Regions from separate parts of the Homo sapiens genome. Here region 1 is linked to region 2. A link is a contact called in ENCODE Hi-C or POLR2A ChIA-PET data. All regions are on one chromosome and are shown on one strand. The core of a region is the stretch at or near the end of the contact, and the rest is flanking DNA. Distances in the headings are between cores, read along the strand shown. Region 1 has its middle 13 kb from the start of NDST1-AS1. Region 2 overlaps PDE6A (phosphodiesterase 6A).

The links. Hi-C counts contacts between places; a loop is a spot of excess contacts on that map. ChIA-PET counts read pairs that join two places held with the same protein, here RNA polymerase II (POLR2A).
Region 1: a map of PC-9 shows a loop between it and region 2 (6-fold over the local background). The contact joins two enhancer-like sites. A Hi-C loop is called at or near these places in 1 of 168 maps with a recorded cell type or tissue (PC-9). POLR2A ChIA-PET finds 5 or more read pairs at or near these places in 2 of 52 experiments (HepG2 and activated CD8-positive, alpha-beta memory T cell).

What each region holds. Positions count from the first base shown.
Region 1 is chr5:150,470,806-150,475,279 of GRCh38, reverse strand. No RefSeq gene overlaps it. Among named protein-coding and RNA genes, the nearest start is that of NDST1-AS1, 13 kb to the left of the region's middle. Within about 2 kb of position 2,124, at least 8 of the 41 ENCODE cell types and tissues checked have a DNase peak (open chromatin) inside an H3K27ac peak, as active enhancers do; they include PC-9, where a contact is called at or near this core.
Region 2 is chr5:149,913,712-149,918,264 of GRCh38, reverse strand. PDE6A (phosphodiesterase 6A) reads left to right here. Exons shown (of 22, transcript NM_000440.3): 6 at 3,258-3,322. Among named protein-coding and RNA genes, the nearest start is that of PDE6A, 29 kb to the left of the region's middle. RefSeq lists a silencer at 2,325-2,619. Within about 2 kb of position 2,469, at least 4 of the 41 ENCODE cell types and tissues checked have a DNase peak (open chromatin) inside an H3K27ac peak, as active enhancers do; they include PC-9, where a contact is called at or near this core.

The sequences.
Region 1 (4,474 bases), core at 875-3,374, 560 kb before region 2:
GCTGCTGGTCAGAGGGGCTCTGCCCTGGACTTGCCCTCACCACAGGCCATTTCTCATCCACTCCTCCACCATCTGACCTCCTCATTCTGCGATTCTGATTCTCTTCATTTTAGAACTAACACTTTTGACATCATTCAAACCAAAACATTAGATTAACCCCCAGAAGAGGGGAGAGGTTCAAACGGACACTGAAAGGTTAAGTGGCTGACTCAGGATCCCAGTGTCTGCACAGCAGAATCCAAAAATGCTCCCAATGAGTGAAGCAGGAAGGGGTGGTTGAAGTTGCCTGGCCTGGAGGTTGTCTGCAGTTCTCCATGCCCATCACTCCATACACACACACAAGACCACTTTGTTTCTCTGTGTTATTCTCCTGTCCCTGAACACATCCAATTCTCCTTATAGAAATGAAGAAACTGCCGGGCACGGTGGCTCAAGCCTGTAATCCCAGGACTTTGGGAGGCCGAGGCGGGCGGATCACAGGGTCAGGAGATCGAGACCATCCTGGCTAACATGGTGAAACCCCGTCTCTATTAAAAATACAAAAAATTAGCCTGGCGTGGTGGCGGGCACCTGTAGTCCCAGCTACTCAGGAGGCTGAGGCAGGAGAATGGCATGAACCCGGGAGGCGGAGCTTGCAGTGAGCCAAGATTGCGCCACTGCACTCCAGCCTGGGTGACAGAGCGAGACTCTGTCTGAAAAAAAGAAAGAAAGAAAGAAAGAAAGAAATGGAGAAACTGAGGCCCAGGGAGTCAGAGGGGCCTGCCTAGACCAGCGGTGGCCAGCAGGTGAGCTGGGACTAGACCTGGAAGAATGTCTATTAGCATTCCCCTCTGCCTATCCTGTGTATCTTGGAAGCCGGTAAGGACTCCCAGAGTTGAGCCCAGATGCCATTCCTAGGTGCTTATAGACATACCAGCAGGGGGTGAGGGAGCAGTGCTGACCTGTGGGAAGTCAGCTCTGGGACCGGTGTGGTGGCCAGCCCTTGTCTGGGGCTCTCTGCTCCAACAGGCATGGACATTCTTATCATTCCAAGGCCCTTTCTTCACTCCAACCTGTCTGGGCTGTGTCTGGGGTGAGATGGAGCTGGGGCTGCGGGTGGGAAGAGCGAGGGGAATGGCAGGGATAAGCCCCATAGCCCACAAAGCATGCGGTCACACTCACTTATGCTCAGACTCTGCATGCCCCATACAAATCCCACCTCCCTTCTTCTGCAACTCGCCCTCCATCCAGTGCTTGGGCTCTGACATCAGACTGTCTTGTGTTAGAATCAAGGGTCAGCCCTCAATTACTGTCATTTAACTTGGTTTCAATTGTTTATTTGCAGGAGGATAATAGTATTTACCTTATAAGGTTGTTGAGAGGATTAAATGAAATACTAGGAAATTGCTTAGCACTATGCCTGGCATAGTTTTTTGTTTGTTTGTTTGTTTGTTTGTTTTTGAGATGAGTTTCGTTCTTGTTGCCCAGGCTGGAGTGCAATGGCACAATCTCGGCTCATTGCAACCTCCGCCTCCCGGGTTCAAGCGATTCTCCTGCCTCAGCCTCCTGAGTAGCTGGGATTACAGGCGCATACCACCATGCCCGGCTAATTCTTTTTTGTATTTTTAGTAGAGACGGGGTTTTGGCATGTTGGCCAGGCTGGTCTGGAACTCCTGACCTCAGGTGATCCACCCACCTTGGCCTCCCAAAGTGTTGGGATTACAGGCGTGAGCCATCACATCCAGCCAAACTATAGTTGTTACTGTTACTTTTACCTAATGCTCCCCTATAGCTCACTGGGATATTCTCATTCTCTCTCTCTGTCTGTCTCTGTCTCTCTCTCTTTCTCTCTCTCTCTCTCTCTCTCTCTCTCACACACACACACACACACACACACACACACACACACACACACACCCAAGGCTAACCTCCAGGCTGCCCTCAGTCACTGACCTACGTGGCCATCCTGTCACCCTCTGACCCCTCTATCCAGGCAGGCTGGGACTGGGTCATGTGTCCAGCATTCCTTCTGCCAAGAATGCCTCCCCCCAACCTCATCACAGTCCCAGCACCCCTTTCCTTCAAGTCCCAGCTCTAGTTTTACTCCGCCAGGACCCCGCCTGACTGATTCCAGCCTTTCTGCTCTGTGTGGAGACCTCTGGGTGACTCACTGCCCCTCAGCACTGCCTTGGAATTCGTGACTCTGTCAATGAGAAAGCCTCTTCCTTCTTCCTCCTCAGTCTCTTAAAGTTGAAAAAAAAAAGCATTTTTCAGGCAGACCTGGGGCTCCTGAAATCGACCTGAGATTCCTGTGCCCCCCCTCACCCCAGCACCTGTAGTCACTCATCCCACCTCTCCCCAGGGCTGGGAACAGGCAGGACTGAGAGACCAGGATGTAGGGGCCAGTCACCCAGATGGAAAGAAAAGGTAATCTACCAATCGGGAGAGGCTGGCAGGACCCCTGCACTACTGGGGTCCCAGGAACAGCTTTGCTGAGGGATGGGGAAGCAGAGAGGCCTGCCAGGAGCTGAGAGTCCTGGTGTGGGTCCCTGAAGCCCACCTGCAGAGACTGGTGTCAAGGGAGGGCCTGTAGCCTGTAGGACAGTGGCTCGGGTAAGGGGAGAGGCAGGACCCAGCACTCTTGCCTTTGCTGGGAAGGAAGACTCAGGCTTGTCCTGTGAGCCCCCACAGGTGGTGTGGGAACCCACTGAGAGCATGGGAGAAGCTGAGGGAAGCAGGCACCACCCAGCATCGGGAAACTCTCCCTAACCATTCAAAACACCCAGTGGCCTTGTCAGGGGGGAGTTCTCTACCCAGCAAAGGAGAGGGGTAGGCAGAGGCTGGACCACCGCTGCTTACGGTGGGCTAGGAGGATCCCTGCCTTGGGTGGGCAAGGGACCAGGATTCTTCTCAAGTTCTTCCAGGCTGTGAGAGTTAGTGCTAAAATTCAGTCAGCGATGTCATGATCTAGAAATCTGGTTCTAAAATTCTGTCACATTAAAATTCTGAAATGCCACAATTTTTTCCTGATTCTGAGATTTTAAATATGATTCTAATTTTCTTTTTTCTTTTTTTTTTTTTTTGAGACAGAGTCTTGCTCTGTCGCCCAGGCTGGAGAGCAGTGGCGTGATCTCGGCTCACTCCGAGCTCTGCCTCCCGGGTTCACACCATTCTCCTGCCTCAGCCTCCCGAGTAGCTCGGACTACAGGCGCCCGCCACCACGCCCGGCTAATTTTTTGTATTTTTAGCAGAGACGGGGTTTCACCATGTTTGCCAGGATGGTCTCGATCTCCTGACCTTGTGATCCGCCTGCCTCGGCCTCCCAAAGTGCTGGGATTACAGGCTTGAGCCACCACACCTGGCCTAATTTTCTAAAACTGCTTAATTCGTTAGAAATGTTGGCTGGGCACAGTGGCTCACGCCTGTAATCCCAGCACTTTGGGAGGCCGAGGCGGGTGGATCACGAGGTCAGGAGTTCAAGACCAGCCTGGCCAACATGGCCAACATGGCAAAACCCTGTCTCTACTAAAAATATAAAAATTAGCCGAGTGTGGTGGTGGGCGCCTGTAATCCCAGCTACTTGGGAGGCTGAGGCAGGAGAATCACTTGAACCCTTGAGGTAGAGGTTGCAGTGAGCCAAGATCGTACCACTGCACTCCAGCCTGGGCGACAGAGCAAGACTCCGTCTCAAGAAAAAAAAAAAGAAATATAATGCAAGCCACATATGAACAGTCACATTTTCTAGTAACCACATTTTAAAAAGTAAAAAGAAACAAGTGAAATTAAATTTAGACATATATTTTGGCTGGGCAAGGTGGCCTACATCTGTAATCCCAGCACTTTGGGAAGCCGAGGTGAGAAGGTTGCTTGAGTCCAGGTGTTTGAGACCAACCTGGGCAACATAGCAAGACACTGTCTCTACAAAAAATTAATTAAAAAAAATTAGCCCAGCATGGTGTGAGCATTTGTAGTTCCAGTTATTCAGAGCCTGAGGCAGAAGGATCGCATGAGCCCAGGGGTTTGAGGCTGCAGTGAGCTGTGATTGTGTCATTGCATTTCAACCTGGGTGACAGATCAAAACCCTGTCTCTAAAAAAAATAAATACACAAAAAACAAGGGCTGGGTACCTTGGCCCATGCCTGTAATTTCAGCACTTTGGGAGGCCAAGGCAGAAGGATCACTTGAGCCCAGGAGTTTGAAACCAGTCTGGGCAACATAGTGAGGTTATATGTTGATATATAGCCTCATTATTTTAAATAATGACTCCTCTCATTATTTCAAAAAGTAAAGACCAGGTGTGGTGGCTCATGCCTGTAATTCCAGCACTTTGGGAGGCCGAGGCAGGTGGATCACCTGAGGTGATCTGAGGTGGCTGAGTCTGAGACCAGCCTGGTCAACATGATGAAACCCCATCTCTACTAAAAATACAAAAATTAGCCGGGCTTGGTAGCCCTCGCCTGTAATCCAAGCTACTCGGGAGGCTGAGGCAGGAGAA
Region 2 (4,553 bases), core at 1,220-3,719:
CACTTTCCTAATAAGAGACCTTACATCATCTCCAGACTTTTTAAAGCAGTCTAGCTAAGACCCTTGGACGGGGCAAAAAATGCTTTTACCCACATTTGGGAGTATATCTCTAGGATCCATCACCACATGTGGGTCAAATAATATGTCTGTTTTGATCTTTGAGAGATATTGCTACCTATCTTATCATAACCTTAGAATCATAGCTTGGAGGGTCTTTATGGATTTTCTAAAACAATTTTCTTTCTCCCCCATTGTCCTTAGAACCTTAGAGTTCCACAGTAGCTGCCTTGACCAGGGGTTAATAGAAAAGGAAGAGGACAGGAAAGGGAGTAAGAGAGAACAAAGGGGCAGGGACTCTATATACCCGGCCCTGATTCCATTAGGACAGTTTCATATAATTAGCTTCCATGCTTTGCTTGGGGAAAGAGAGCTGCTACTGAACAGCTGTAGCAAACACATACCACCATTCCAATTTTACAGCCAGAGAAACTGAGGCCTAGAGAACACCCATAGTAGGACCGAAACTAGAACAGGAATCCTCACTCTAGGTCTAGTCTCAGCTCCATTTTATTTATTGTATTTCAGCGTTCATCTAGTCTCCCCTTGGATGCTTCCTATTTTAGGGAGCTCACTACCCCTGGGGGTAGCCTGTGCCATTGGAGTGGTTTCAGCTTCTGCCTTTTGTTTAACCAGAGCTCGCCTCCTAGAAGTATTCAGTCAGTGCAGCTGCCGCCAATGCTAGGCTTTGAGCAGCAGAGCCTCTCCCTTATGAGTTGGAAGTTGACCATTGCTGATTGCCCGTCAACCAAACAGACCTTCAGACATCTTTAACTGGTTCAGGAATTCCTCTTTGTGGAGGTTCTGAGTCGGGAGGCTTGGGGTGGAGCCCAGGTATCTGCACTGAAATCTCTAGGGAGGTACTTCTCAAAATACCTGTAGTAAAGGAACAGTTTGGTTTTTCTTTTTAAAAAAATTTCCAATTTTTTTTTGTGTGTGTGAAAAACACACTCAAGAAAGGGGAGTGCAGGCATACTCAAGAGAGTGAGTCACGCCTCCAGTATGTTTTGATTGCTACTTTTAAAAATATGATAAAATATATTCCTAGAAAAACAAAATTGTATAAAGACAGACAAAATATAAACTTGGATCATGCCACTGCACTTGTACTCCAGCTTGGGCGACAGAGCAAGACTCCGTCACAAAAAAAAAAAAAAAGATATCCCCTTTTATTCAATTAAACAGACCTGATCTAACTCAGTCAAATTGTTACAAAACTTCCTAAGTGACTCTCAGTTTCTGTTTTTATCTTCTCCTGGAATAGTAAAGAGTTCACAAGACAGGCACCGGCCCAGGGATTACACTCTGAGCAACCCTGTTCAAGGTGACAGTGATGCGGACAGTAAAACACTAAGCTGTTAACGTTAGGTGACATAGAGGAAAAGCACTGAGCTGGGAATTAAGGACCCAGGTTCTGATTTTGGTTCACTGTCTTGCTACAAGTGAGTCCTTTCCTCTCTCTGTGTCTCAGCTTTCTCATTTGTGAAATAGTTGCTCATCACGCTTGGGCATACAGAGGACCTAAGAAAAAGGTAATAGAATTTCCCCTGGAGAGCTAGGGGAATGGAGTCACATGCCAACATCCAATTGCATGCTAGAGAGTAATGTAATTGAAGAGCTCTGCTTTAAGAGAATGGGAATTTTAACAATGCAAGGAGGCGGGAGAGATGGAAGAGGCAGAGAGTTAGTTTGGGGTCATGAAACATGATGAGAAGGTAGGTCTGAAGTGACGACACAGCAAAGAGAACAGCTGAGTGGTAGGCATGAAGGAGAAATGGGGCCATGACATAGAGATGCACCCTGCAGGGAGGATGGCTGGTTGGCTGTGATTTTAAATGGGATGGGAACCTCCTGACCACTTCCCCATCTCCCTAGATTCTGGCAGCCGTCTTTATCTCTTTCTTCTTGCACTTATCAAAGTCAAAATTAAAACGCAGAGACGAATCTCTATATTTAATGTTTTGGGGCAAAGGAAGACTTGCAATTTGGGGCATACATGCAGACTAAGTAGTCTTCAGTATGTCCAAAGAAAAAAGAGAAGGTAGACGGTTTTATAAAAAAGAGAAATGAGGCCGGGCATGGTGGCTCATGCCTGTCATCCCAGTGCTTTGGGAAGCCAAGGCAGGAGGATCACGTGAGCCCAGGAATTCGAGGCTACAGTGAGCCATGACTGTGCCACTGCACTCCAGCCTGGGTGACACAGCAAGACCCTGTGTTTAAAAGAAAAAAGAGAAATATTACATGTTGCTCTCTGAGAAAGTTCATTGACACCAGTAAGGGTCTGGGGAGCTGGCAAGTTTTGACTGATGAGTAATGGCAGTGGGTAAAATTAGTCCTAGAGTTGCAGCAGGTTGTTTCAGCAACTATCAGATAAAACTGGTTTCAAGTCACAGCAGGTAGCGTAAGCAGCCAGGCATGCAAAGAATTACATTCTGGGAGCAATGCTAGTGTCCTGAGTACTTTTTTGCCCCCTGGCTTCTCAACTCTCTTTTATTTGGGTATGACAAAAATGTCCCAACTTGTGTGATCAACTTGCACACAATCAACCTCCAGATCCTCTTAGAGGATTTCCTATCCCTCTTCCCAGCCTCAGATCCCAGCCCTCTTCCTGATCACTGTGAGCTGCCTCCAAGGTGAAGCACGCTGAATTCTGAGGGTCAGCAGAGGACAGGGAGCACCAGAAGGCAGCCCAGGCACATCCTTGGAGGGAGTTTATGGCCAGGCTTGGCACTTCCTGAAAACCATGGGGCAAAATATGTACAACTACTGTATATCAATAAAAACATTAATTTATTAAAACAACAAAAACTACGGGGCATACGATGGTAAAAGGACAAAGTTGGTTTCAGGGACATACTCCTGTTGAACTTCTATTTGACTCTTGAAGGTATAATTTTTTGGCTGGGTGCAGTGGCTCACGCCTGTAATCCCAGCACTTCGGGAGGCTGAGGTGGGCAGATCATGGGGTCAGGAGTTGGAACCCTGACTCTGCTAAAAATACAATAATTAGCCGGGCATGGTGGTGCGTGCCTGTAGTCCCATTTACTCGGGAGGCTGAGGCAGAAGAATAGCTTGAACGCAGGAGATGGAGGTTGCAGTGAGCTGAGATCAAGCCATTGCACTCCAGCCTGGGCGACAAAGTGAAACTGTCTCAAAAAAAAAAAAAAAAAAAAAAGTATAATTTTTCTCTCTTTTGCCAGGAAATTAACTTTTACAAGGTCATTGACTACATCCTGCATGGCAAAGAGGACATCAAAGTCATCCCGTAAGTTTCACCTGTCAAAAGACAAAATGACAACAAATTAGCTTAAAGATCTCAATTGGCTTTATCGGTGATTCTGGAATTGGGCAACACTTCATTCCATAAAATACATAAGTGTTCTGACAAGGTTGACTTTATAGACAGAGAAGGACTGAAGAAAGACAAGCAAAGATCAAAGAACATGTTAATCATTTTTAAGATACTTTTCTTATAAGGTGGGAGAGGGAGATAGAACAGTAGAAAAATAACTGATTAATGTCAGGTTACTGCTACCTTTTTTTTTTTTTTTTGGTGTAAGGATTAAAGCAGAGGAACTTCATTATCATGCCTATTAAAGACTGGAACAGGACTTTTTGGGAAATTGGCGTTTACCTCTCTCCTAATCTCTAAGAGGATCAGAAAACAACTTAGTTTAGATTTGGTGAAGTGGAACGTTATCACGGTGACTCCACACTGATTTTTAGTTTGGTTTGTTGGAGCTTGGTGCAGAGCTTTGTCCAAAACAAGGGCCTCCTATAGTTTTTATTTTAACACATCTCAAAACATGGAAAACTGCAGGTACATTATCAACTTCCAAAAGATACTCATTCCAAGATCAACACTGACCAAATCCAATGAGACCCCACAGTTGGTTAGAGGCAGGGAGAGTGGGAAGGAGGCAGTGTGAGACGGTAGAGAGACTCAGAGGGTGAGCAGTGAGGCCCAAGAAGGGGGAAGACTTGACCAGAGCCTTGATGAGGGCTACAGTGGACCAGGTTGTGAGTCAGGTGCTCTGAGTCCCAATCTCACAGCCAGGGCCAGTAAGTGGTTTGTCTGGACCTTAGAGTCCCATGTATAGAATGAGACTGGGATGAAATCAGGGATTTTCAACTGTTTTCTGCAGTGCTACTCTTCTGGTACTTGAAGGAGGCAAAGCAAAAGCAGGAAGCTGCAAAGGAACTGACTCAGCCCCCACAGAAAGCCTATTCTCAATGTCCCCTCATGTGTGACCAAGGAAGACAGTGAAAAGAAAAGGAAAGAATGCTCTCAGTCCTGCATCTAGGTAGCTGAGACTCAATGACCATTAGAAGATTTGAACGGTTGCAAACTGTTTAAATATGGGCTTATACTTTTTTGGTCAGTAGACCTTTCTCAAAAACCTAGTTACCTTCTTCTCTGTTTGAATCCTCTCCACGTGCTAAAAGCCACATCCATGGTTCTGTCCTGAGACATGGCCCTTTTTCTCAACTTAACT